Regions from separate parts of the Homo sapiens genome. Here region 1 is linked to region 2. A link is a loop called in an ENCODE intact Hi-C map of the cell type or tissue named here. Cell type or tissue: psoas muscle. All regions are shown on one strand. Links, peaks and the distances in the headings refer to the core of each region. The heading gives the core; the rest is flanking DNA. Region 1 overlaps KANK1 (KN motif and ankyrin repeat domains 1). Region 2 overlaps KANK1 (KN motif and ankyrin repeat domains 1).

Evidence for each region. Peaks named below come from ENCODE experiments on the same cell type or tissue, not always from the same donor. Only the 100,000 strongest peaks of a DNase experiment are listed, where the experiment ranks them.
Region 1: a loop joins it to region 2, with 2.0 times the contacts of the local background. A loop is called at or near these places in 2 of 110 quality-filtered maps.

What each region holds. Positions count from the first base shown.
Region 1 is chr9:740,868-749,154 of GRCh38, reverse strand. It overlaps KANK1 (KN motif and ankyrin repeat domains 1), which reads right to left. Exons shown (of 12, transcript NM_015158.5): 9 at 8,221-8,287; 10 at 6,750-6,950; 11 at 4,566-4,664; 12 at 3,052-3,982. The coding sequence ends at 3,920. LOC124902109 (a long non-coding RNA gene) reads left to right here. Exons shown (of 4, transcript XR_007061394.1): 4 at 1,686-1,906. Among named protein-coding and RNA genes, the nearest start is that of KANK1-AS1, 59 kb to the right of the region's middle. In psoas muscle, for the core only: no CTCF peak of the experiment used is centred there; DNase peaks (open chromatin) are centred at 2,944 and 4,154; H3K27ac peaks cover 4,674 bases.
Region 2 is chr9:639,879-648,211 of GRCh38, reverse strand. All of the region lies in intron 1 of KANK1 (KN motif and ankyrin repeat domains 1), which reads right to left. Among named protein-coding and RNA genes, the nearest start is that of KANK1-AS1, 42 kb to the left of the region's middle. In psoas muscle, for the core only: no CTCF peak of the experiment used is centred there; no DNase peak of the experiment used is centred there; H3K27ac peaks cover 2,653 bases.

The DNA.
Region 1 (8,287 bases), core at 288-8,287, 100 kb before region 2:
GCTTGTTTGTTTGTTTGTTTTTTGAGAACAGAGTCTTATTCTGTTGGCCAGGCTGGAGTGCCGTGGCGTGATCTTGACTCACTGCAACCTCCGCCTCCTGAGTAGCTGAGATTACAGGCGTGCACCATCACGTCCGGCTAGTTTTTTGTAGTTTTAGTAGAGGTGGGGTTTCACCATGTTGCCCAGGCTGATCTCAAATTCCTGAGCTCAGGTGATCTGCCTGCCTCGGCCTCCCAAAGTGCTGGGATTATGGGCCTGAGCCACCGTGTCCGACTGAAATTTGCATTTTCTACCTGCTCCCTCTGGAAATTCTTAAGTGTCTCGTGAAGGGAAGGCTTATACAAAATCATAAAAATGTAATTCTACTTGTAGCAAGTTCCCCCACAAAAGATCTAGCAGAATTTAAAGAAAGGTTATGTTTGGTCATTATTTCCTTTGAAGGAGAAATAGTTTTCTTATGTGATTCCATCTGCAAGGATTGTCAGATATCGGCAGTACTTCAGTAGTACAAAAATCAGGGATAATGTTGTTCTCCCAAGTATTAACTTACAAGGAAAGCGCTCAGAGCTTCATTTATTTTGGATACCAGAGCTAGATGAAGTGTTCCTAGTAAACGTCTCCAGAAGCACCCTTCCTCCCCCTTGGTGAGACATTTAGTTGTCAGTTTAGTCGTAATAGTGTCACGACAAGTTGCCAGTTTTTTTTTCCTTTGTTTGTTTGTTTTTTAAAGAGATGGGGGTCTCACTACATTGGCCAGGCTGGCCTCAAACTCCTGGATTCAAGCAATCCTCCCACCTCAGCCTTTGTCCCAGTAGCTGAGATTACAGGTGTGAACCACCACACCTGGCTTAGTTTTACTTTCTTAAGGTTAAACTCTCAAAAGTCCCACTGTTCCACTCCTGTTGTCTTGGGGTGGCTCCCAACTGTCCGTGGTTCAACTTCCAAGGCAAGGTTTCTGGGAAGCTGTCTTTTCATCACTTAAAGATTTAAACCTTCCTTTTTTTTTTTTTTTTTTTTTTCCGAGACAGGTTCTCACTCTATTACCCAGGCTGGAGTGCAGTGGCACAATCATGGCTTACTGTAGCCTCAACTTCCTGGGCCAAGGTGATTCTCCCATCTCAACCCCTAAGTAGCTGGCACTACAGTACATGCCACCACGCCCAGCTAATTTTTCTTTTGTAGAGATGAGATCTTGCTATATTGCCCAGGCTTGTCTCGAACTCCTGGACTCAAGTGATCTGCCTGACTGAGCCTCCCAAAGTGCTAAGATAATGGGTGTGAGCCACCACACCCACCTAGACTTCTCTTAAGCTGGAAAATAAGATCAGGAGTTGCCAACCCCATGCTGGTCTTACTTGGGAACCTTGCCCAAGCCTCCTGTCACAAATCCCTTTTATGGAGTTTGTGCCTCAATAAACTGCAGCTGTACCAATGGGCATAATCAGGCTTGTTTATATAGTATACCAGGATCCCAAGATAAAAGGCATTCTAAATGCCTAGTGTGATTAGAGCAAACAAGGTACCATCTAGCATTCATTACTTAGAGGTCAGATACATATCTTGTATCTGATAAAACAAGCACTCATTTTCTATTTCAAAATCTAGCATGAGAAATCAGAAGGGCAGCATGCAGACAGGGGGATTCATTTGCTCATTCATTTACATTCATGCCTTTCCTTTCTCAGATGGAACAAAGAAAATTCCCAGGCCCGGGAACCACCAGAGGTACTACCTTATTTGCTCAAAAGGTAGGTTATGCCCATAAGGGGCAGACCACGCATGGCTCTACCTCTCTCTCTCTCTCTACACACACACACACTCTCTCTCTCTCTCTCTCTCTCCTGCTTTTATTGTGCCATTTTGGATCTGTAGGAACTTGGGCTTGAAGAGCTACATGATCTGAAATTCAGCATGTATCAGCTAGTAGGTTTAGGTTATGTCCCGAGAGGGATGTGCCTCCAGGTGGCTGTGACCTCACTTTCACAGTTCATGCAGAGGAAAGTCATCCTTGTGGTCCTGGGAGAGCTGGTCTGTTGCTGCCCAGGTTTGCCTGCACTGCCAGCATGGCTCTCACAGCCCCCCAAATTGTTTTCCTCTGAAAGGTTCAAATCTTGACTCTGAAACAGACCTCATAATGAAACACCTATGGGAAAAGTCTATTCTCTGGCCTCTTTCCTGAGCTCAATAATGTTTAATTTTTAAAAGCGGGGGAGGGAGGGAGGGAAAGAAGAAGTCTCTGATATTTCTCCAGTGCACTTGGCTCTCATAGATGGCCTTGGCCAAAACTCACCACCAGCGATTGTGCCAGAACACCTGGTTTGAATTCTGGCTGCCATGCTGCTTCATTTAATGAGATGGTCCCAACTTACTTTACTATTTAAAAAGAATTTGAGGCCAGATGCAGTGGCTCATGCTTTTAATCTCAGCACTTTAGGAGGCCGAGGTGGGCTGATCATGAGGTCAGGAGATCGAGACCATTCTGGCCAACACGATGAAACCCTGTCTCTACTAAAAATACAAAAAATTAGCCGGGCGTGGTGGCGGGCGCCTGTAGTCCCAGCTACTTGGGAGGTTGAGGCAGGAGAATGGCGTGAACCCAGGAAGTGGAGCTTGCAGTGAGCCAAGATCATGCTACTGCACTCCAGCCTGGGCAACAGAGTGAGACTCCATTCTCAAAAAAAAAAAAAAAAAAAAAGTGTCCGGCTTCATCTCTCCTTTCTTGTCACTACACGTATCACCTAGTCACCCAGCAGTTGTACTCAGAGTCAAGGACTAGTGCTTCTGCACCTGAGAAGAAGCATCTCCGGCTACCCATCGGAAGAGCGCTTTGTCTAAGGAGGCCTCAAACTTCAGCCTCCCGACTTGCAATCTGAGTCAGGAGCCAAGCTGTGCAAGTGGACAAGCGCCCTCGGAAGATGCTGTCTCCCTGTCGGAGCCAACTGGCGCACTCACCCTCCCTGCTCAGCTCAATCCATCAGCGTGTGCTGCCACTGCCGTAAGTCAATCGGCTCGGGGCGGACAGCTATCAGAGATGAAACAGGGACAAGGAAAAGAGCTTAATGGAATTTTATTTTGAAAATATGGCAAGAGTCTAAGGCACTTCAAACATTTAAATACATAGAGGACCAAAGTAAATGTGACACGGTAAAAAGGAATCCATAAATACAAAGAGAACACTGTGTTTCTCTAGAGGCAAATACAGAGCCGATTCCTCTAACACAATCCAACCTTTAGCATTGGAGTTGTGCAATTAATACAAATGATGATGTTACGTGTAGTTCTTCATGGCTTTAGTATGGAATACAAAAGCTGAAAATACTGTGTCAAGTTCATATAGATACCCTTTTTATAAAAAGTCATATATTACATCTACCTAGTTAAGACCAAATGAGAATATTCTTTTGTAAGTTTTATACTTTGTCTGGCCCAGGCCCAAGTTACCAATGATCAAAGTCATCTCGACTTCCTTATTTTAAAATAAGACAAAAGAAAAATCCAAAACTATGCTGGAATGAGATTTTGGAAGAACTTTCTAATGGTTCCACATTTAGTACATATAAATATTTGTGGAAAAATCTTAAAACGTCTCAGTGAGAACCAGACACCACTTTGTGGGAGTGAACAGAAGGTGCCCCTTCAGATCAGAATTCCCTGTGACTGTACAAAACGGAGCAGAGACTCAACAGCAACAGAGACTGGGTTAAAGTGTGCCCTACACAGAAGACGGCCAGAAAGGAGGTGTGTGTGCCCAGGCTAGCAGTCTCTGCACTGTGAAAGCTTCAGCCTTTACCCCTGGGCTTGATGCTTCTGTTTGCTGGTGAGCTCAGGCACAATACGTATACATTCAGTATCTGTCACCCCAACAGGAACAATTAGCAGCTTAATAGTGGCATGTAAATAAAGGGCTATTTGCATACAATCAATCAAATGAACCTCGGTGGGTGGGGCCAGGAGACGTCTTCCTTCCAAGCCTAGGGGTGCCCTAGAGACCAGGAAAGGAAAAAAACTGGGGGTTAATAAGTGACCTCAGGCAGATGTGTACCCTGTGACATAGGATCTTGGCCCACCACAGGCAACAAGCAGCTGTGAGCCCGAGCCAGGAGAGCTCTGGCTGAGAACAGGGAACAGGTGTCCACAGCTCCAAGGCCAGCTGGGCTCAGCAGTGCTATGTCCGGCTGTCCTGGGAAGTCACCTTCCCACTCAGAGTGAACTGTGGACTACAGGCTGCCTGCCATCTGCTTCAGGAACAATGCCAGAACCATGGCGAAATATCCCCATGGGCTCAGGGGCTGCTATCTGGATAATTCTGCACAGAATCAAAACCTCTATGGGAAGCTGTGAGCATATGTCTTGCAAGGACAAGCAAGGTCCAGCCTCTGCTAAAACATTAGTTCTCCTGCTTTTTGCGGGGTGGAGGCGGAAAGGATGAACTCTTAAGCTCCAGACTAAAACTTCCATTTTCTGAATCAACATAAAATCTGTCTCCCGTCAATTCCTGGAGGAAGGGGGTCCACCAGTCTGGTGGATTTCAGCCTATTTACAAATGCCAAATGCACAACACTGACCGGAGACTGGGCTTTTGCAAAGTTGACATGGGCATACAGAAGAACAGCGATGTCCTTGTGTCCTGCTTCCAGGGCGATTGAGAGCGCAGTGCTGCCATCCTTAAGATAAGATGGAAAGAACAAGCCATGTTGGGTTTCTCAAACCTCCAGACAACCGAAAGGTAACAGAACAAAACACCCTCCAATAATTGGCAAGGTTCCCCAAATATCCCTACTCGTTCGGTCTTCTGGGAAACTTTTTTGGGACCTCTAAGGGTGAAGGCCTGAGGATGTGAAGATGAATGAGGCAAGCCTCCACCCTCCAGAGGTCCCAGTTAAGAGGATTATCTTACTCAACCATTCTGCCCACCAGGAGGGGGAAGCAGAAGATGGGGATAGAAAGTTTTTTTTTCTTCTAATTAATTATGAATGACCAGGCAAGCAGCAGTAGTGTGTGTTTAGAGACTCTGCAATTTGCCAAAGATCTTTTACCTTTCCTCTTAGAGAGGGCACTGTGATCCTAAAACCCTAAACCACCTCGGTTTAAGGCTACAAGTAACATCTGTGTGTAAGCACGCAATCCCAGTGGGTTGCACAGATCCAACTTCTGGAAATAAGAGGGGAAACACTACATATGGGTGAAAAAAGCTTCACTTAACTGCTTGATTTCCATTAAATTTCAGGGATTTAAATGGATATAAAGGAGTATCAAGGGAAAGAACAACACAACTTGTCTTCTGTCTAGTGTGTTTTTTGAGACAGGGTTTGTCTCCCAGGCTGCAGTGCAGTGGCACGATCACAGATCACGGTAGCCTTGACCTCCAGGGCTCAAGTGATTCTCCTGCCTCAACCACCACGGTATCTGAGACTACAGGTGCATACCACCACACCTAGATAATTTTTTTTTTGTAGAGATGGGAGTCTCACTATGTTGCCCAGGCTGGTCTTGAACTCCTGGGCTCGAGCGATCCTCCTGTCTCAGCCTCCCAAGGTGCTGGAATTACAGGAGTGACCCACTGTGCCCAGCCTATCTAGTCTTGAAATACGGATTTCCCTCTGGTCAGCAGCAGCAGCAGGACACAGTTCTCTTTGGTTTAATCTTATGATCCTTCCCCTCAAAAGCTTTGAAAGATAATAGAAGTAAAATCAAACAAAAACCACAGCACAGCTAACAAACTCTTCTGGAAGAAAGAAGTCGGTCAGAAGCTCTCCCTCCCACAGAGGGGAAGAAGGGAATCTGCTACAGCTGCAGCTTCCATGTGCTCCTGTGGAGATGGCTGAGTGTGAAGCTAGTCAGTCCCTCATACCAGTGAAAAACTCCGCTGGTTTTTCTCCCTACTGGCTTGGGCCCAGAAGAATCTGACCTACAAAGGATATTTTCCTAACTTTTTGGTGTTTTGAGCTAAAGAAGCTCTGATCCAAACCTGTGATCCACAGAGATAAACTTTCAAAAACGGAACCAAGCCAACCCGACCTCTGTGACCTTTACACCATCTCACTGCCTACATGCCAGTTCCTACCTTCTACCTATCACCACTCCTGTCCTTTGGCCTAGAGACACGCAAAAGTACCCCCTTTGGTTGAGTTTCCCGGTCAAGGAGTTATCTGGAAATGTGGACAGCCTGGGAACTGGGAGAAGAGAGCAGAGTGGTGTTGATGGGACAGACTAAGCAGAAATGGGAAAACGCTTCAAGAAGTCAAGCTACTCTGCAGGCTCTGGCATATGTTGTGTCACAAGCTACTCACTTTGATGGGTCAGTGTGTTCACTTTGGGTGGAAAAGGTTCACTATAGTAGGAACTGGTTTTAGTCACCGTGTAACCCCAGCCTCTAATGATAATCCAGATTTCCAAGTGCACCTGTCAGAAGTCACCTACACTGAATTTGATTCTGCAGTGCAAATCCATTGATTTCCCTTTAGTAGAGGGGCTCTTGGACATGCCCGTTAAATCACTTTTTCATTTCATGAATTTTTGGGGTAGGGCCTATTTATTCTGCTTTGGGTACTAGTTTATGAGCGTGTTAGTTTGCACACACACAGTAAGTGTAGCCAAGCTTGGCTGTGAAGGGAGGCACCTAGATGGCGACACAAATCCCAGAGGAGAATAGAGGAGGATTTGGTCGCTCCTGGCCAAAAGGCACTCCCAGAGCTCCCGTCCAGAGTCCCCCAGACCCCTGGCCAGGAGGCCCAATGGAGACAGCTTACGTTGTCCTCTAGGTGACCGTTGCAGCCGGGCTGGGCCAGCAGCAGCTTGACAATCTCCACGTGTCCGTGCTCGCTGGCACACATGAGGGCCGTGGAGCCCTCGTCATCCTGGATGTTGACATCAGCCCCACAGGCCAGAAGGCCCTTCACCATGTCTATCCGTCCGTGACTGACCGCCAGCATGAGGGCCGTCTGTCCCGCCTATGGGAAGAGATGACAAGGACTTCAGAAGTACGTACTGAGCTGGCAGTGGTGGCCTCTAGTGGGGCTGTGCTAGGGAAAGGGGGAAGAGTGTGGTGACAGAAGGGAAAGAACTGGCGATGGAACTACTTGGGGCAGGTGGTGGCAAGCAGGGAGAAACCAGCTTCCCATGAGCTATGAGCAAAGGAAGGGCATAAAGTAAGGAGCCAACTTCATTTTAGCGTGGAGGATGTCTCAGTAGAGTAAGGGGCTGGAAGTTCAGGTGGTGGTTAAAAGTCAAGCTGTGGGCCTGGAGTGGTGGGTCACGCCTGTAACCCTAGCACTTTGGGAGGCTGAGGCAGGCAGATTGTCTGAGCTCAGGAGTTCAAGAGCAGCTTGGGCAACACTGAAACCCCATCTCTACTTAAAAAAAAGCCAGGGGCTGGCGCAGTAGCTCACGCCTGTAATCCCAGCACTTCAGGAGGCTGAGTCAGGTGGATCATGAGGTCAGGAGATCAAGACCATCCTGGCTAACACGGTGAAACCTTGTCTCTACTAAAAATACAAAAAATAAGCCGGACGTGGGGGTGGGCGCCTGTAGTCCCAGCTACTTGGGAGGCTGAGGCAGGAGAATGGTGTGAACCCGGGAGGCAGAGCTTCCAGTGAGCCAAGATCGCACCACTGCACTCCAGCCTGGGTGACAGAATGAGACTTAGTCTCAAAAAAAAAAAAAAAAAAGCCAGGTGTGGTGGTGTGTGCCTGTTAGTCCCTGCTACTCGGGAGGCTAAGGCAGGAGAATCACTGCAACCAGGGAGCCGGGGGTGGTTGCAGTGAGCCAAGATCCCGCCACTGCACTCCAGCCTGGGGGACAGAGCAAGACCGTCTCTTAAAAAAAAAAAAGTCAAGCTGTGAACACATCTGGACCTGGGACACTGTTTGCTATGAAGACAGTACAACACAGAGACAGGAAGCAACAGTCACTGAGCATCTGATGGGGATGCGCAATCATTTATATGTAGGGGAACTAACAGTATTTCCATGCAAACTATGCAAATGGACAAAAGGCAAGGCAAAGGAGGGAGAAGTTTCCAGTGTGAAATTTAAGCCCATATTTCCCTGGTATGTTTGGTCAGCAAGGAGTGCCAGGCAGTGTATGGACTCAGGGCAGGCCTGCAAACAAGTGCACTGTGGTGGAAGCGTGGCATCTATGCCTGCTCTGCCAGAATGGCCACCGCAGTCCTGTCTGCTGGTTACGGGTGCATTCCTGAGCACAGGAACCAGGCGCACTAACCTGACTAGCTTTGGCATTCACATCCCCACAGCCGAAGAGTTCTTCCACAATCCGCATGTCCTTCTCT
Region 2 (8,333 bases), core at 46-8,045:
ACCAACATGATGACACCCCGTCTCTACTAAAAATATAAAAATTACCCAGGCGTGGTGGTGTGTGCCTGTGGTCCCAGCTACTCGGGAGGCTGAGGCAGGAGAATTGCTTGAACCCGGGATGCGGAGGTTGCAGTGAGCCAAGATTGCACCACTGCACCACTCCAGCCTGGCGACAGAGCAAGACTCTGTATCAAAAAAAAAAAAAAAAAAAAGATAACAACCCCCAGAAATGGTGGTCTCTAATCCGTAGACTGGCTGTGTGTGAGGTGCACATGAGAGCAGAGGGTTGCAATGTACTGGGTCAACCGGGTCCTTTAGTGTTCTACCTGATTTCCATGGACTTCAACATCTCTATGAAAAACACTTTCCCAAAATTACCCATGGAAGATCTGGGATTGCGGGCTATTTCGTATCTCTGCTATATATAAGTGTGAGCCAGAAGAATTGAGGTTGTTTGGCACTTTCTTTAGTATTTGTTGTTCTGAGTTAACAAGTAAAAAATAGCTCAGGACATCTGATGAGATTGTGGTGAGAACTTTGGCTCCTAACATTGTTACAATGTTTCCCCTCATTTGACACTATGGATACTCACAACTATACTAAGAGTTTTCTTAAGACCACTCCCCTTAAGGCAAAGTGAAACTTAAAAAAGAGTGGGGATTAAATATATTTTCGTAAGATGAAAGACTATACTAGAAAACTGCACTTGTTTCTGTAGTTTTCACTAGTTTGGAACCTGACCAATGTTAAAGACAGAGAAAGAGACCAAAGAGATATGAAGTGATAGAGTCTTCTTAAAGTTCCTATTATTTATTTCTCATATGTCATAAATATAATAAAACTACAACACAGTATAGTCATTTATAATGCCAAGAATAAGACATCATTACGTAATAATGACATATCTTACCCAGAACTTAGTTGTCTAGTCATAATTAGAAAATTAATGAGAACAGAAATAATCAAATAAGTAAATAAATAATCAAGTAAATAAAGTAATCCAAAAATACTATGGATGAATTTATCTTATACAGAAGGCTTAAATCCATGGCAAATTTATACTTGGTTCTAATTAACTTTGGATGTCTCCCTCCCCACTCCCCACCTATGGCTTAGGCCAGATAACAAAGTCATGGGGATGGCTTCTGGAAGGCCTAGTAACTCAAAGCCAAATTCCTATAGCAAGGGAAGTGATTTTTACAATGATGTTTAAGGGGTGTGCATAGTAGCTCACGCCGGTAATCCCAATACTTTGGGAGGCTGAGGCGGGTGGATTACTTCAGGTCAGGAGTTTGAGAGCAGCCTGGCCAACATGGTGAAACCCTGTCTCTACTAAAAATACAAAAAAAAATTAGCCAGGCGTGGTGGCATGCACCTGTAGTCCCATCCCAGCTGCTTGGGAGACTGAGACCAAGAATTGCTTTAACCCGGGAGGCGGAGATTGCAGTGAGCTGAGATCGTGCCACTGCACTCCAGCCTGGGTGACAGAGAGAGACTGTCTTTAAAAAAAAAAAAAAAGATACTTAAAAAACAAAAATGATCAGGCGAACTGCTCTATAAACTGTCCAGTTTCTAGGGACATTGTTATCACAGCACAATACAATAATATGATTGAAAATAATGAACCTAACTGAGAGATGATTAATCATGTTCAACATATTATTTTACAAAGTCTGAAAGCATATAACTTCAGAAAGTTTTCAAAAGAAAATTATTCAAGTGAGAGAGGAATACAGAAGATATAATTAGAGAGAGAACTCATGTACCATTGGGAAAGCTTAGCTTTTCAGAATAGCTTATTTTCAGACGAAGAAACATAACCTACATTTTTACTACAATTTATTTACTTATTTTAAATTTTCTTAAATTTTTTTTTTAGGTAGATATAGGTCTTGCTATGTTGCCCAGACTGGTCTTGAACTCCTGGCCTCAAGTGATCCTCTAGCCTTGGCCTCCCAAATCACATGCTGAGATTACAGGCATGGGCCACCATGCTTGGCTTACAATTTATTTTTAAATATTTTTCCACCTATTTCCTTGTGGTGTCTGGTGATAATCCCTATTTTCTGAAGATCTGTATGGCTGTCAAAATAGGTATCCTAAACAAACTTAGAGAAACTTACAAAAGGAAACAAAGACTTTATTAGATGTCTACCCTGCCCTGAAACTATCAGCTCCATGGGTCTACTACTATGCCTCAGACCTCTTGTTATTCCTACGCATCATCCAGTCAAATGGGTAAGCATTCAATAAGTGTTTGTTGAAATAAATCTTTTAATTTTGTGGCTAAATCATGAGATAATTTCCTAATGCTTTGTTTTTGTTGTATAGACCAATGTGTGTCTATGAAGTCATATATATATAATATACACATTTTTTGAGATGGAGTCTTGCTCTGTCGCCCAAGCTGAAGTGCAGTGGCACGATCTCAGCTGGCTGGTCAGGATTACAGGTGCATGCCACCACCACACCCGGCTAATTTCCGTATTTTTAGTAGAAATGGGGTTTCACCACGTTGGCCAGGCTGGTTTCGAACTCCTGATCTCAGGTGATCCGCCCACCTTGGCCTCACAAAGTGCTGGGATTACAGGCATGAGCCACCACGCCCAGCCTGAAGTCATATTTAAAAAAATGAAATCCCTAATGTATAAAAATTGATAATTTTATACATTAAATAATTTTTAAACATTAGGGATTTCATTTCTTAAAAATATGACTTCTTTTATTTCACTGTTTTTTATCTTAAGGCCTTTTTTTTTTTTTTTTTTTTTTAAGACACAGTCTCATTGTGTCACACAGCCTGGAGTGTAGTGGTATGATCTTGGATCACTACAACCTCCACCTCCCAGGTTCAAGCAATTCTCCTGCCTCAGACTTCTCAGTAGCTGGGATTACAGATGTCCACCACCATGGCTTGCTAATTTTTGTAGTTTTGTATAGACGGGGTTTTGCCATGTTGGCCAGGCTGATCTTGAACTCCTGACCCTAAGCGATCTGCCCACCTCAGCTTCCCAAAGTGCTGAGATTACAGACGTGAGCCACCATGCACTCCCTAAGCCTAATTCTTTTTTTTTTTTTTTTTTTTGTAGAGATGGAGTCTTGCCCCGTTGCTGAGGCTGGAGTGCAGTGGTGTGATCTCCGCTCACTGCAACCTCTGCCTCCCAGGTTCAAACAATTCTCCTGCCTGAGCCTCCAGAGTAGCTGGGACTACAGGTGCACACCGCCATTCCTGGCTAATATTCTTTTGTATTTTAGTAGAGAGAGGGTTTCACCATGTTGCCCAGGCTGGTCTTGAACTCCTGAGCTCAGGCAATCCGCCCACCTCGGCCTCCCGAAGTGCTGGGATTACAGGCGTGAGCCACCACACCTGCTAGGCCTAATTCTTAAACAAAAAATGTCACAGCAGAATTCAGTTCCTTTTCACACAGGTTAATAGTAATATTAATGCTTGATATGGTTTAGATCTGTGTCCCCATCAAGTCTCATGTTGAACAGTAATCCCGAGTGTTGAAGGTGGGGCCTAGTGGGAGGTGATTGGATCATGGGGGCAGAGTTCTCATGAATGGGCCAGCACCATCCCCTGGGTGCTGTTCTGGTGACAGTGAGTCAGTGAATTACTGTGAGATCTGGTTATTTAAAAGCGTGTAGCACCTCTCTCCTCTCTCTTCCTCCTGCTCTGGCCACGTAAAACGTGCCTGCTTCCCCTTTGCCTTCTGCCATGATTCTAAGTTTCCTGAGGCCTCCCCAGAAGCCACCATGCTTCCTGGCCTGCGGAACCCTGAGCCAATTAAACCCCTTTTCTTTATAAATTGCCCAGTCTCCAGTATTTCTTTATAGCAGTGAGAGAACGGACTAATTAATGCTTCTCAAAAGGGTAGCACATACACACAAATCATAGGTAGTCACCATCTTGACTGAAACATTAGTGACCATAACAATTTATAAACCTGTGTTTTGTTTAAGTGCTTTCCCAGAAGACACTATAGTTCGGTCTCTAGACCTACAAGGCTAGGATAGGATCTGCTCTACTTCTGCTTCCTCTGTTATAGAGATTAAGAAGACTGGCGACTAGCATTACCACATTATTAGCATTCTACTGAATGTAGAAGAACCAATGTAATCACTGCATTGGTAAGAACAAATCATGCTTCTAATGACACACCACACTACACTAGGACATACATTTTCTCACATGCAAAAACAAATCAAGGCCAGGCGTGGCAGCTCACGCCTGTAATCCCAGCACTTTGGGAGGCCAAGGCGGGTGCCTCAACTGAAGTCAGGAGTTCGAGACCAGCCTGGGCAACATGGTGAAACCCCGTCTCTACCAAAAATACAAAAATTAGCCGGGCACAGTAGCAGGCACCTGTAATCCCAGCTACTCAGGAGGCTGAGGCAGGAGAATTGTTTGAACCCAGGAGGCGGAGCCTGCAGTGAGCCAAGATCATCCCACTGCACTCCAGCCTGGGCAACAGAGCGAGACTCTGTCTCTAAAAAAAACCCAAAAAAAACAAAAAACCCCCACAAATCAATGCTAGGCACATTGGCTCACACCGGTAATCCTCACACTTTGGAAGGCCTATGCAGGAGGATTGGCCCAGGAGTTCGAGACCAGCTTGGGCAACACAGAGAGACCCTATCACTACCAAAAAAAAAAAAAAAAAAAAATCAAAAAGAAAAAAAGCAAATTCTGGTTTATTTATGTTAAAAATCTTTTGCTTTTAAACCAAATTCTTCGGGAGGAGGCCCCTAGAGCTTGGACCAAAATTTTGGGTAGGTATTAAACAACAACAAAAAGTACTGCAAAAAGGATCTTATTCTGCAAAAAAACATTTAAGAGTTAACTAGTATTTGAAAGATGTTTTTAAATGGCAAAAAGCAGATCTTAAAACAATAACTACAGTAAAAGTAATCAAAAAGATATTTAAAGGCAGTGGCTTTGATGCTTATGAAAGTTATGGATCTTCTCATTAGAAAATACAGACACACACAAACACACACCAAAAAATCTGTATGAAATTTCAAAGGAAGATGGAGATGAATGAGAGTCACTCCCCATCTTCAACAGATCCTTGGTTCAAAACTTTTGCTTTAAAGAATAAGATCTTTCCAAATGGTGATCTGACCAGAATCTGAAAAATGACCTATCCTGTGCTATTTTTATATGTTTCCAAATAGGCTTTCCTCTTTTTTATTAAAAGGTGCCACCATATTTAATATGGAGCTATAAAGTAGAAGAAAAGGAGATAAATTACTTAGTAATAAACATGCATTAAAAAAATTTAGAACGCTAAGCATACTTACCATTGCCATTACTTCGACACTGGCTTTACAAGGAGAAAAGACAGCCAAGGAGAGGCCTAAAAATAAAACTCTCAAAATACCAAAAGGAAGGACTAACTTTCTTCCATCTATAGAAGCAGCTCACTAGATAGAGAAAAAAAAAAGGTGACAGGCACCTATTTATTGTGAAAGACAGAGAGAGAAATTAATTTGCCTCTAGAAATCCAAATAAATTTCAAGTAAGAGTTACCTGCCACAAAAGTTCTTGTCTGGCTTGAATTTTTCTCCCACTCAAAGGAGGGGAATTTTATCAGCTGGTAATTCATAGAAAAAATATAAACCATCTCTCTGTTCTAGTAGCTGAGTGTGTCCAAGAACCAAGAATTTTTCTACAGGAAATTTACAAAAGTGACCTTATGCACTACCAAGATTAGCAAAATCAAACACTTGTTCAAAACCAGGCCTGCCAGCTAAGCTCTACTCTTCTTGTAGTTTTTAGTTTGTTCAAGTGTAAGTCAATTTAGAGAAGCTGCTGTAAAAATAATGTCGACTTTTTAAGGTTAGGGAGGATGAGGAAATGGCTTTTTGTATGTGACCCTCAAAGGTTATTCCCTTCCGCTATCTTTGTAAAACACAAATGGGGTAACTTAACCACGCAGTTTTCTGCAGACTCATTTATTCTACGACCTTTCATGCTTTTATGATACAGAGGTAACAAGTCAGGAAGCACAATGAGGAAAGAGGTTAAAAAGCCCAGCATCTGCCGTGTCAGAAGTAAGCTGGTTTAATCCGCACAGAAATCCAAGCCAACAGTTCATGTGAGCTCAAGCTTTCTGACTATGGGCATCCTATCTCCAGTTACAACACAGTATTTAATATACCCATGGACACAGAAAGTAGAATAATGATTGCCTAGTGCTGGGGGGTGTGTGGTGGTTGGGGAGGAAATCGGCTTTTGATTGCCAATGGGTATGGGTTTTCTTTTTTGGGGTGATGAAAATGTTCTAATGTTGTTTATGCCAATGGTTACACGATTATGTTAATTTACTAAAAACCATTGCATCGTATACTTTAAAGGGTGGACTGCATGGTTTGTGAATTATACCTTAATAAAGTAGTCCTTAAAAAACCAAAATGTATGAATTTCCTTGTCATTACGATCAGGGTAAGCTGGTAGCTGAAGGTTAAGACAGGATGAAAAGGTGTTACAAGAAATGGCAAGAGAGTAAGATGTAAGATAGGTAGAGAAAAAAATCACTGTGTTCTTTCTCACTGAATCATTCCTCCATCAACAAAGGACACAGGCTACGCTTCCTTGCAGTTAGGATTTGAGGATGCCTCTGTTCCGAGTTTCTTCAGTACAGGGTAATATGCCTTGGAATCCCAACGCTTAGAACTCCCTAAACTTTGTGCAGCAGCTCCATTTGCATGTTGTTCATGGTGGTGGAGATGATCTTAGCCATTTCATAAAAGAAACCTGTCTCTTGGAAAGGATATACAGAGTACTAAGAAACAAGGATCACCACCAAGATGGATGTTCTACTTTCCTTCCAATGACCAAAGCAGGTATCTGATAAGGAGGATTCTTCTAACTCAGGAAACGACGATTAGGTAAAAGACTTTTATTTGTTTATCTGATAAAGACAGATTATACACATTCATGTCCAGACTATCCTTAAACATACTGTTCATATCTGATTGCATTAATTATCAGTTCCATGGGAGAACCCAGTTTCTTACTGCATTTCTCACCATCACAGGGCTTCTTCCCACACTGGACTACATTTTTCAGGCTTGAAGTATATCACTGGTATAAATGGAAAATTGGTTTGGGCTATCAACATGGCTCTTGGCAGCATCTATTTAAAAACTGACATCAAAATTTAGCTCTCTCTTTTAAAATTTCACTGCAACACAGACATTTAAAAGTGGTGGCCAGGCGCGGTGGCTCACGCCTGTAATCCCTGGACTTTGGGAGGCCGAGGCGGGCAGATAACAAGGTCAGGAGATCGAGACCATCCTGGCTAACATGGTGAAACCCTGTCTCTACTAAAAATACAAAAAATTAGCTGGGCCTGGTGGCGGGCACATGTAGGTCCAGCTACTCGGGAGGCCAAGGCAGGAGAATGGTGTGGACCCGGCAGGCAGAGCTTGCAGTGAGCCAAGATTGCACCACTGTACTGCAGCCTGGGCAACAGAGCAAGACTCCATCTCAAAAAAAAAAAAAAATTAGGCCGGGCGTGGTGGCTCACACCTGTAAACCCAGCACTTGGGGAGGCCGAGGCAGGTGGATCACCTGAGATCAGGAGTTCAAGACCAGCCTGGCCAACATAATGAAACCCCATCTGTACAAAAATACAAAAATTAGCTGGGCATGATGGTAGGCGCCTGTAATCCCAGCTACTCAGGAGGCTGAGGTGGAAGAATCACTTGAACCTGGGAGGCGGAGGTTGCAGTAATCCGAGATTACACCATTGCACTCCAGTCTGGGAGACAGAGACTGACTCTGTATAAAAAAAAAAAAAATTAGCTGGGCGTGATGGCATGCACCTGTAATCCCAGCTAATCGGGAGGCTGATGCAGGAGAATCGCCTGAACCCAGGAGGTGGAGGCTGCAGAGAGCCGAGATCACACACTCCAGCCCAGGCGACAGAGCGAGACTCTGTCTCAGAAATATAAAATAAAATAAAAATGATGTGTGCCCCCCAAAAAGGAGTTTCCATTCAGATGGACTACCCCTGCCTGAGCAGTGAGAATGAGAAGCCAAGAGTCTTTAACCTCATGAAGCATAGAGTTGGGAATACAAACTCTTGGTTTCTTAACTCAAATGTGGAGTTATCCTAAAATGAAGCTGAGTACAACGAGGTCTGAGAGACTGCTATGGTTCTCAATGTTTTGTGTCTCCCAAGATTTACATTTTGAAACCCAACCTTCAACGGGATGGCATTAAGGATGGGTCCTCTGGGAGGTGATTAAATCATCAGGGTAGAACCCTCACAAATGGGATTAGTGCCCTTACAAAGGGTTTGAGGAAGCTTGTTAGCTCTTTT